Linked DNA regions of Homo sapiens: region 1 is linked to region 2. Evidence: read pairs that join two places in POLR2A ChIA-PET (ENCODE). Cell type or tissue: Panc1. All regions are shown on one strand.

What was found. ChIA-PET counts read pairs that join two places held together with the same protein. Peaks named below come from ENCODE experiments on the same cell type or tissue, not always from the same donor. Only the 100,000 strongest peaks of a DNase experiment are listed, where the experiment ranks them.
Region 1: POLR2A ChIA-PET joins it to region 2 with 10 read pairs; 3 of 35 experiments call an interaction of 5 or more read pairs at or near these places.

What each region holds. Positions count from the first base shown.
Region 1 is chr7:101,521,075-101,526,074 of GRCh38, forward strand. The region is part of intron 3 of COL26A1 (collagen type XXVI alpha 1 chain); the gene reads left to right. Among named protein-coding and RNA genes, the nearest start is that of LINC01007, 45 kb to the right of the region's middle. In Panc1, no CTCF peak of the experiment used is centred here; no DNase peak of the experiment used is centred here.
Region 2 is chr7:102,039,884-102,044,883 of GRCh38, forward strand. The region is part of intron 3 of CUX1 (cut like homeobox 1); the gene reads left to right. Among named protein-coding and RNA genes, the nearest start is that of CUX1, 220 kb to the left of the region's middle. In Panc1, no CTCF peak of the experiment used is centred here; a DNase peak (open chromatin) is centred at 2,615.

The sequences.
Region 1 (5,000 bases), 520 kb before region 2:
ATGGTGGAAGGCAAAGGGGAAGCAAGGCGTGTCTTCACAAGGCAGCAGGAGAGAGAATGTGTGCAGGGGGAACTGCCACTTTTTAAACCATCAGATCTCATAAGAACTCCTTCACTATCACAAAAACAGCACGGGGAGACCACCCCCATGATCCAGTCACCTCCCACCGTGTCCCTCCCTTGATACATGGGGATTACAATTCGAGATGAGATTTGGGTGGGGACACAGAGCCAAACCATATTACCCTATCTCAGGTATTTGGTTCTCATAATGCAAAATAGACTGAGACAGGTGGATATACAAAAAGTGATCCCATCCAGGGTGCTAAATTCTGTAAGCCAGTTGTGTACAGGGTGCATGGCAATTGGTGGGAAGGTGGGTGCCTAAGTGCCCTTGGGGTGGTCAAGGAAGGCTTCCTGAAAGAGGTGGTGCTAGCTGACCAATGCAGGTGTGAGGGAGGGTTGGGAGCCATTTCTAGATGAGAGTACAAGACTGGTAAAGGCTTAGGAGAGCAAGAGGTGCACAGAGCATGGCAAGTAGGCCACAGCAGCAGCACATAGGGTGACAAGGTTGGATTGGCATTTGAGGACAATTAAGAGAACACTTTGGCATGTTTATTACAAACTGATCATGCCTGTGTAACCAGCACCCACATTAACAAAGAACGTTCTCATGATCTTGAAAGCCCTCTTCTTGCCTCTTTCAACTGTGACTCTCCCCACGGGTAACCACTCACCTGAATTCCAACACCTTAGACTCTTCCGCTTGTTTCTGAACTTCAGATAAATGGAATCAGACAGTAGGTACTTGTTTGAGTCTGTCCGCCTTCACCTGACGTGTTCTGTGAGACTCGTCCACACTGTTGCATGTGGTTTGCCTACTGTTCTGACCGTGTTGCATTTCATTTTGTGATATGCAATTTATTTATCCAGTTGGCCATTAATAGGAATTTGGGCTGTTTCTAATTTTGGGTTATTCTGAGCAATGCTGCCATGAACGTTCTTGTGCATGCCTTTCAGTGAACATATTTATTCATTTTGTGAATGAATTTCGTGCCTGTCTTGTTCTCTCATCTAGAAGTGGCTCCCAACCCTCCCTCACACCCGCATTGGTCAGCTGGCTCCTAATTAAGCACCACCTCCTCCAGGAAGCCTTCCTTGACCACTCCAAGGGAACTTAGGCACCCACCTTCTCGCCAATTGCCTTGCACCTGTGCCCAACTGGCTTACAGCACTTAGCCCTCTGGATGGGATAACTTTTCGTATATCCATCTGTCTCAGTCTGTTTTGTGCTACTAGAACAAAATATTGGACACTGGGTAATTTATAAGGAACAGAAGTTTATTTCCTCACAGCTCTGGGGGCTGAGAAGTCTAAGATCAAAATCAGGCATCTGGTGAGGCTTCCTCACCATGTTTGGGAACAGCTTCTCCTGCAGCCCCCAGCAACTATTTCCCATTTCCACTAAGTCTAGAAAAAGCAGAGAGGGGCTTCCACTGGAGTAACAGGGACTTAAGACAGAGATCAGGAAGATGTTTGATGCTGAAGTTTATTATATCCTGGCTTGTATTTTCATGGGAAGGGAGGAGATATCTGGGAATGGAGTTGTTGTGTCATAGAGCGGGCTTATATTCAGCCTTATTAGAGACTGCCAAAGGGGTTTTAAAAGTGGTTGTACCATTGATACTCCCACCCGCAGTGTATGACAGACAGTTCCAGTTGCTCCGCATCCTCTCTAATACTTGGTTAAAAAAAAAAAAAAGAGTAACTGTTAGTCTTTTTAATATCAGCCATTCTAGTGGCTATGTGGGAGTATCACATTGTGGTTTAATTTACATTTCCCTGATATGGCAAATGAACTTGACCCCCTCTTCATATGATCATTGGCCATTTGGAGCTCTTATTTTGTGCATACACATATTCCAAGAATCCTCTTCCAGTTGGTGATATACTTCTTCATTCATTCTCTTAATGGTGTCTTTTGATGAAAAGAAATTCTTTTTTTTTTTTTTTGAGGTGGAGTTTTGCTCTTGTTGCCCAGTCTGGAGTGCAATGGCACGATCTCGGCTCACCACAACCTCCGCCTCCCGGGTTCAAGCCATTCTCCTGCCTCAGTCTCCCGAGTAGCTGGGATTACAGGCATGCGCCACCATGCCTGGCTAATTTTGTATTTTTAGTAGAGATGAGGTTTCACTATGTTGGCCAGGCTGGTCTCAAACTCCTGACCTCAAATAATCCACCTGCCTCAGCCTCCCAAAGTGCTGGAATTACAGGCGTGAGCCACCACACCTGGCCCGAGAAATTCTTAATTTTAATGTGGTCTACTTTATCAATTTTTTTAAATGGTAATGCTTCTTGCATCCTGCTTAAGAACTCTATTTTGAGGTCATATAGGTAGTCACCTATGTTTTCTTCCAAATGCTGTATTTTTTTACCCTTTATGTTTAGATCTACAATCCAACTGGAATTGACTTTTGCACGTGGTATGGATTAGGAGTCAGATTCTTTTACTTTTCTTTTTCATTTGTATATCCAATTGACCAGCACCATTTATTGATATGTCTATCCTTTGTCTTCTATACTGCATTTGCGCCTTTTTCATAAGCCAAGTGATGTGTAAGTGTGGATCTATTTGTCTAACTTTGTACCATCCATCTGTCTCGTGTCTTAATTACTATAGTTTTGTAACAAGGTCTCAATTCTAGTAGTATAAATCTTTTACTTTTGTTCTTCTTCAAGACTGCCTTGACTAGTCTTGGACATTTGTATTTTCATATACATTTTGGAATCAATCGGACAATTTCCACCAAAAAAAAAAGTCTACTGGGATTTTGACTGGGATTGCATTGACTCTATAGATCAACTGGAAGAATTTATATATATTTATTTATTTATTTTCAAAAACAACAATTGTGGCCAGGCACAGTGGCTCATACCTGTAATCCCAGCACTTTGGGAGGCTCAAGTGGGCGGATCACTTTAGGTCAGGAGTTCGAGACCAGCATGACCAACATGGTGAAACCCTGTCTCTACTAAAAATACAAAAAATTAGCCGGGCATGGTGGTGGGTGGCTGTAATCTCAGCTACTCGTGAGGCTGAGGCACTAGAGTTGCTTGAACCCAGGAGGCAGAGGTTGCAGTGAGCTAAGATGGCATCACTGCACTCCAGCCTGGGTGACAGAGTGAGACTCTGTCTCAAAGAAAAAAAAAAAAACGACTATTGCAGTGACATCGATGATTAATCACCTGTACTCCCCCTACTGCTAAGGGAAAAACCTTCTATACAGTTGAGTTACAAAGGAAAATCAAGACAATTTATCAGGCACCTACAGCCAGAAAATGCTCTGTTGTTTCCAGAGGTATAGACCTGACATGTTTGATGTCCCAGCGTAACACACCAACCCAGTGGTATAGACACTGACATGTTCAATGTACTAGTGTAACACACCAGCTGCAATTTTTACTGGGATGGGGAGAATTAACATCTTTATAATATTGAGTCTTCCAATCCATGAACATAGTATATCTTTCCATTTATTTAGTTATTTAATTTCTCTCAGTGGTGTTTTATAGTTTTCAGGAGATTTAGTCCTATGTAATTTCATACTTTATGATGCTTTTGTACATGGTATCACTTAATTTCTTTTTCTATTTGCTTGTCGTAGGTAGGAATATGATTGATTTTTGTAAACTGTCTTTATATTCCAGCCACCTTGCTAAACTAGCTTAATAATTCTATAACAGTAGTTTTTCATTAGATCTTGCTGGGGGGAAGATGCTTTGGCCTGTGGTCCAGCCATGGTGCAAGACCCATCAACCTTGAATAAGGGTTGGATGTGGAGGCAGAGAGGGAGAAAAACAGACTCTGCCAGCCAAGTCAACAGAACCCCCAGGGTTATAGACAGACTTTGTCCATGCCCAGTCATGGTCCAGGCACTTGCTTTCATATCATTGAGAATGGGTGCCCCAGAGAAGAATCTTATGAATCTTATGATTTGTGAGTGTGTGGCATGGCCTTTGATGCCAGCTTTCTAAGAGCCAGGTGGAGCAAGAGTGCTGAGATAGTTCCCACTCAGTATCCATAGTTTGACTTCATTCTTTTTTTTTTTTTTTTTTTTTTTTTTTTGAGACAGAGTCTTGCTCTGTCACCCAGGCTGGAATGCAGTGGCGTGATCTCAGCTCTCTACAACCTCTGTCTCCTGGGTTCAAGCCATTCTCCTGCCTCAGCCTCTTGAGTAGCTGGGACTACAGGCGTGTGCCGCCATGCCCAGCTAATTTTTTGTATTTTTAATAGAAACGGGGTTTCACTGTGTTAGCCAGGATGGTCTTGATCTCCTGAAGTCGTGATCTGCCCTCCTCAGCCTCCCAAAGTGCTGAGATTACAGGTGTGAGCCACTGAGCCTGGCCTCTGACTTCACTGTTTTTTTGGTTTTTTTTTTTTGAGATGGAGTCTCTCTCTGTCACCCAGGCTGGAGTGCAGTGGCATGATCTTGGCTCACTGCAAGCTCCGCCTCCCGGGTTCAAGCAATTCTCCTGCCTCAGCCTCCTGAGTAGCTGGGACTACAGGTGCCCACCATCACGCCCGGCTAATTTTTTGTATTTTTAGTAGAGACGGGGTTTCACTGTGTTAGCCAGGATGGTCTCGATCTCCTGACCTCGTGATCCGCCCACCTTGGCCTCCCAAAGTGCTGGGATTACAGGTGTGAGCCACTGCACCTGGCACTTCATTCTTACTTAAGTTAGAAAGTGACCAAACGTAGAGACTTTCTTCCTTTGACCCCCCTCCTACATGGCAGTCCAGCCTTTACACTGACACCCCAATGCTACCCTGCTGGCTCACCTCTCAATGGGATTTTGATAATGGGGATCCAGCCAGTCTCCTTGGGGACAGCCACAGTGGGCCATGCTGCCCTCCTATTGGCCATGGTATCTTTTTAGCTGGAGCAGAACTGCGTTTTCTTTTTCTTTTCTTTTCCTTTTTCTTTTTTTTTTGAGACAGAG
Region 2 (5,000 bases):
TCACCTGCTGACATGGCCTGAGGGAGGGACCAAGGAATGATCTGAAACTTCCCTTTGTGCTGAATGTCTCCCTTACATGCAGCGCGCTGGCCACGTTCAGAGCTGCATGCAGGACGTGCTCTCGGAGGCTGGGTTTTACTCTCTGGTCTTCATTCAACGCAACCTTTTCGGGAGCCTCCTGCTTCCAGCTATGGGCCAAACAGTTGCTAAAGATGTCTCATTGAATACAGTCAACTAGGATCCTGCTATTCTAATGAAGGGAAACTGATGATAAACACAAAAGGCAATGTTAGATGGCGCCAGGCACTGCGAGGGAGACACACTGGGTCTTGGGGTAGAGCGGGAAGAGGTGGTAGTGACTTCTTCAGTCATCCAGGGAGGCCTCTCCAGGGAGGATGACGGAACATCAGAGGAAAGAAGCAAGGAGAACCAGCCACACTCAGAGCTGGGAAAGAGCAGCAGGAAGATGGGGGCAGTGAGTGCCAGGGCTCTGCAGGGATGGGCTTGCCTGGCAGGGAGCAATACCAAGGAAGTTAGTAGGGCCCGGGTCATGCCAGGGCCTTGTAGGCAGAACCCTTAAGTCTCTTTGTAGGGACCCTTTGGTCTCCCCTTTGAACTAGGCCCTTTCAAAGACGTACAGTAGAAAGCAAATTCCCCATGGGCACCGGCAGGATGATTTGACAGATTCTAATCAAATAATTGGGGAAATAAAGTTGGGTGAACTACAGCAGTCTATGAATGAGTTAAAAGTGACTACGAGTCTGCTGCCCATCTTGCAGCCCATATCTGTTGAGCTGTAACATATTTAAGCATTCAGATCTAAAGGCCATTGCTAAATAAAGCCAGGGCGTCCATGTGGTTCGCTCCAAAGAGCATTTCACAGGGAGCCAGTCCAGGCGCTGCCGCCCACCACCTCTGTGACCTTGGGTGAGTCTCGGGGCCTCTTTCTGCCCGACTTTGCTCATCTGTAAAACGAGTGGGTTACCCAGATCCTCCCCCAAGGAGCTCCGTAGCTCTGAAACCTCATGAGACTCACTGGAGCAGTACTTTGGTTGACTATCGCTAGCAGAACCGAAAAGGACATTCTCCAGCAATGTAAATCTGTTCAAAAATGGGATGAGCTGGCTGGGCACAGTGGCTCATGCCTGTAATACCAGCACTTTGGGAGGCTGAGGCGGGTGGATCACAAGGTCAGGAGTTCAAGACCAGCCTGGCCAACATAGTGAAACCCTGTCTCTACTAAAAATACAAAAAAAAAACAAAAATAAAAAAATTAGCCAGGCATGGTGGTGGCACCAGCTACTTGGGAGGTTGAAACAGGAGAATTGCTTGGACGACCACCTGCCAGGGAGATTGTCACCTCTTATCCATTCTTTTTTTTTTTTTTTTTTTTTTTTTTTGAAATAGAGTCTCTCTGTGTCACCCAGGCTGGAGTGCAGTGGCTCACCATAATCTCTGCTTCCTGGGTTCAAGCGATTCTCCTGCCTTAGCCTCCTGAGTAGCTGGGATTTCAGGTGTGCGCCACCATGTCCGGCTAATTTTGTATTATTAGAAGAGATGGGGTTTTACCATGTTGTTCAGGCTGGTCTTGAACTCCTGGCCTCAAGTGATCAACCCGCCTTGGCCTCCCGAAATGCTGAGATTACAAGCATGAGCCACCATGCCCTTGCCTTATCCATCCTTCTAAATGCCAGATCCTCCAAGTCTTCCCAAAATACCCAGCCAGAAACAGATTCTTCCTCTTCTCATCTCTAATAGGGCTTCATTTATATCTCCCTTTTGATTTTTTTTTTTTTTTTTTTTGAGATGGAGTCTTGTTCTGTCACCCAGGCTGGAGTGCAGTGGATGATCTCGGCTCACTGCAACCTCCACCTCCCGGGTTCAAGCGATTCTCCTGCCTCAGCCTCCCAAGTAGCTGGGACTACAGGTGCACACCACTATGCCTGGCTAATTTTTTGTATTTTTAGTAGAGACGGGATTTTGCCATGTTGGCCAGGCTGGTGTCAAACTCCTAGCTCAGGTGATCCGCCTAGTGGTTAGGATTTGGCGCTATCTCTCCCTTTTGGTTTTGAGCCTAAAGACATTCTGCCCTTATAGTTTGCTTACCAAGGCCTTATGCTTCTAAAATGTAGAAGGGAGGATGTGTGTGTGAGTGTGAGTGAGTGTGTGAGTGTGTGTGTGTGTGTATGTGTCTTTGTACCTGTTTCTGTCCCCATCTTACCAGTACTTGCCTAAATACTGCATTAAGCATCATGGGTGAAATAGGATTAGAGAAGGTTGGACCAGATCAGTGGCTCCCAAAGCTGCTGCTGGGTTGGACCAGTGCTGCACTGGCCCTATGAGAATTGCTCACATGTTTCCAGAAATACAGCTCCCCAGGCTCCTACCCTGACATTCCGGTGTAGAAGGCCTGGGGTGGAACCTTAGAATCTGTCATTTTTCAAAGCCCACCTCTGATGCTCATGCACTGCTAGTTGTAGGAACCACTGGGCTCGGTTCCCTGAAAGAGCTCTTTCTCCTGGTAACAAGTTCTGTGACTCTCTCTGCCCACTCAGTCTTCTTAGATTGGCATGTTAGAAGCTCCATGACTTGCCTTTGAAATATTTTTCCAGCTTCAAAGTCCTGGACTTCTACTCTGGCCGAACTGGCCTGTGTATTATGAGTCACCTGAACATACTTTTTGATTTCCTGAAGGCTCTGTTATTGTTAAGACCCTTTTGCTGTTCCCTACCTATAAAACTCATTTCCATCCTTTAGGGCTGAACCGAAAAGTCTATCTCCTTTGATCATTTTCCTGACCATCTCAACCTATTTCTAACTTTTTCCCTCTTTTTTTATCCTCAGCTCTATTAAAGTATCATTAACAAAGAAAAGTTGTATATATTTATAGTGTATAATGTGATGGTTTGGGGTTTTTATTTTTTGAGACAGGATCTCCCTCTGTCACCCAGGCTGGAGTGCAGTGGCATAATCAGGGCTCACTGCAGCCTTGACCTCCCGGGCTCAAGCAATCTTCCTGCTTCAGCCTCCCAAGCAGTTAGGACTATAGGCTCCTGGCCAGGCTAATTTTATATTTTTTCGATTTTAGTAAAGCCGAAGTCTGGCTGCGTTGCCCAGGCTGGTCTTGAACTCCAGCAGCACAGTCTCAGCTCACTGCAACCTCCACCTCCTGGGTTCAAGCCTCAGCCTCCTGATTAGCAGGGACTGTGGACGTGTGCCACCACGCCTGGCTAATTTTTTTATTTTTTGTAGAGACGAGGTTTTGCCACGTTGGCTAGGCTGGTCTTGAACTCCTGACCTCAAGCGATCCTCCCACCTCATTCTCCCAAAGTGGTGGGATTACAGGCGTGATCCACCACACCCAGCCCAATGTGATGTTTTGATACATGCATACATTACGAAGTGATTTCCACAATCTGACAACATACCCATTAGCTCACTGTGTGTGTGTGTGTGTGTGTGTGTGTGTGTGTGTGTGTGTGTGTGTTGAGAACACTTGAGATCTACTGCCTTAGCAAATGTCATATATATGATTACAAGATTATTAACTATAGTCACCATGCTGTACCTTGGAAAAGAAAACCTACTTTTCTTGCTTAAGTAAAACTTTTACCCTTTTCAAGGACTGGGGGACCTTGAGTATGTGCAGATTTTGGTACACGCAGGGGGTCCTAGCACCAATCTCCTGCGTGTACCAAGGGATGACCGTGTGTATAGAAAATCACATGTTTATTACCCATGTATTTGTTGTTGGATGCTTAGTCTGTTTCCATATCTTTCTATTGTAAATAGTGCCGCAGTATACATGAGTGTGCAGATAACTCTTAACAATACTGATTTCAATCCCTTTGTGGTGTTGCTGGATCGTATTAATTTTGGGGGGAACCTCCGTACTGTTTCCCATAATGGCTGTACCAATTTACATTCCCACCAACAGTGTACAAAGATGCCCATTTCTCCATGTCTCACTAGCACTCGTGTGTCTTTTTGGTAATAGCCCTTCTAACAGGTATCAGGTGATACCTCATCGTGGTTTTGAGTCAAATTTTCCAGATGATTAAAGATGTTGAGCAGCTTTTCATATACCTGTCAGCCGTTTGCATGTCTTTTTTTAGAGAGAGACAGGGTCTCACTCTGTTGTGCAGACTGGCGTGCGGTGGTGCGATCATGGCTCACTGTAGCCTTGAACTCCTGGCCTCAGGTGATCCTCCTGTCTTGGCCTCCCAAAGTTTTTGGGATTACGTGAGCCACTGCGCCAGGCCTTATGTGTTTTCTTTTGAGATCCTTAGCCCATTTTCCGTTTTTTTGTTTTTTTTGGAAAGAGTCTTGCTCTGTCGCCCAGGCTGGAGAGGCTGGAGTGCAGTGGTGCCATCTTGGCTCACTGCAACCTCCACCTCCTAGGTTCCAGCGATTCTCCTGCCTCAGCCTCCCAAGTAGCTGGGGTTACAGGTGTGTGCCACCACACCCAGCAAATTTTTGTATTTTTAGTAGAGATGGGGTTTCACTATGTTGTCCAGGCTGGTCTCGAACTCCTGACCTCAGGTGATCTGCCTGCCTTGGCCTCCCAAAGTGCCGGGATTACAGGTGTGAGCCACTGCGCCCGGCCACCTTAGCCCATTTTCTAAACAGGGTGCCTGTTTTCTTGTTATTGCATTAACTTTTCCCCTCTTTCCAGCCTGCTCTTAAGATTGTACATGCTTTGAGGGCCCGTATCTTGTCTTAGATGCTTTATCTATTCTTTGCCTTATGGAAGTGGTTACATAAAACATTCTTAGCTGAATTTCCCCCTGCTTCTCGCCTTCTCCTTGTTAATGAGTACTTATTGAGTGTGATGTGCGAGCATCTACTTTGGTTCCTAGACGCCCACAAGCAAAATAGGTCAGTGCCCTGCTGGGAGTAGGGAGGGGTTGTCAGGGTCTTCTTTGGGTTTGTGGCCAGACAGGCGACTGTGGAGCAGACCAGGCACTCTGGGGACAGGATGATGCGTTCTGGCTGGAAGA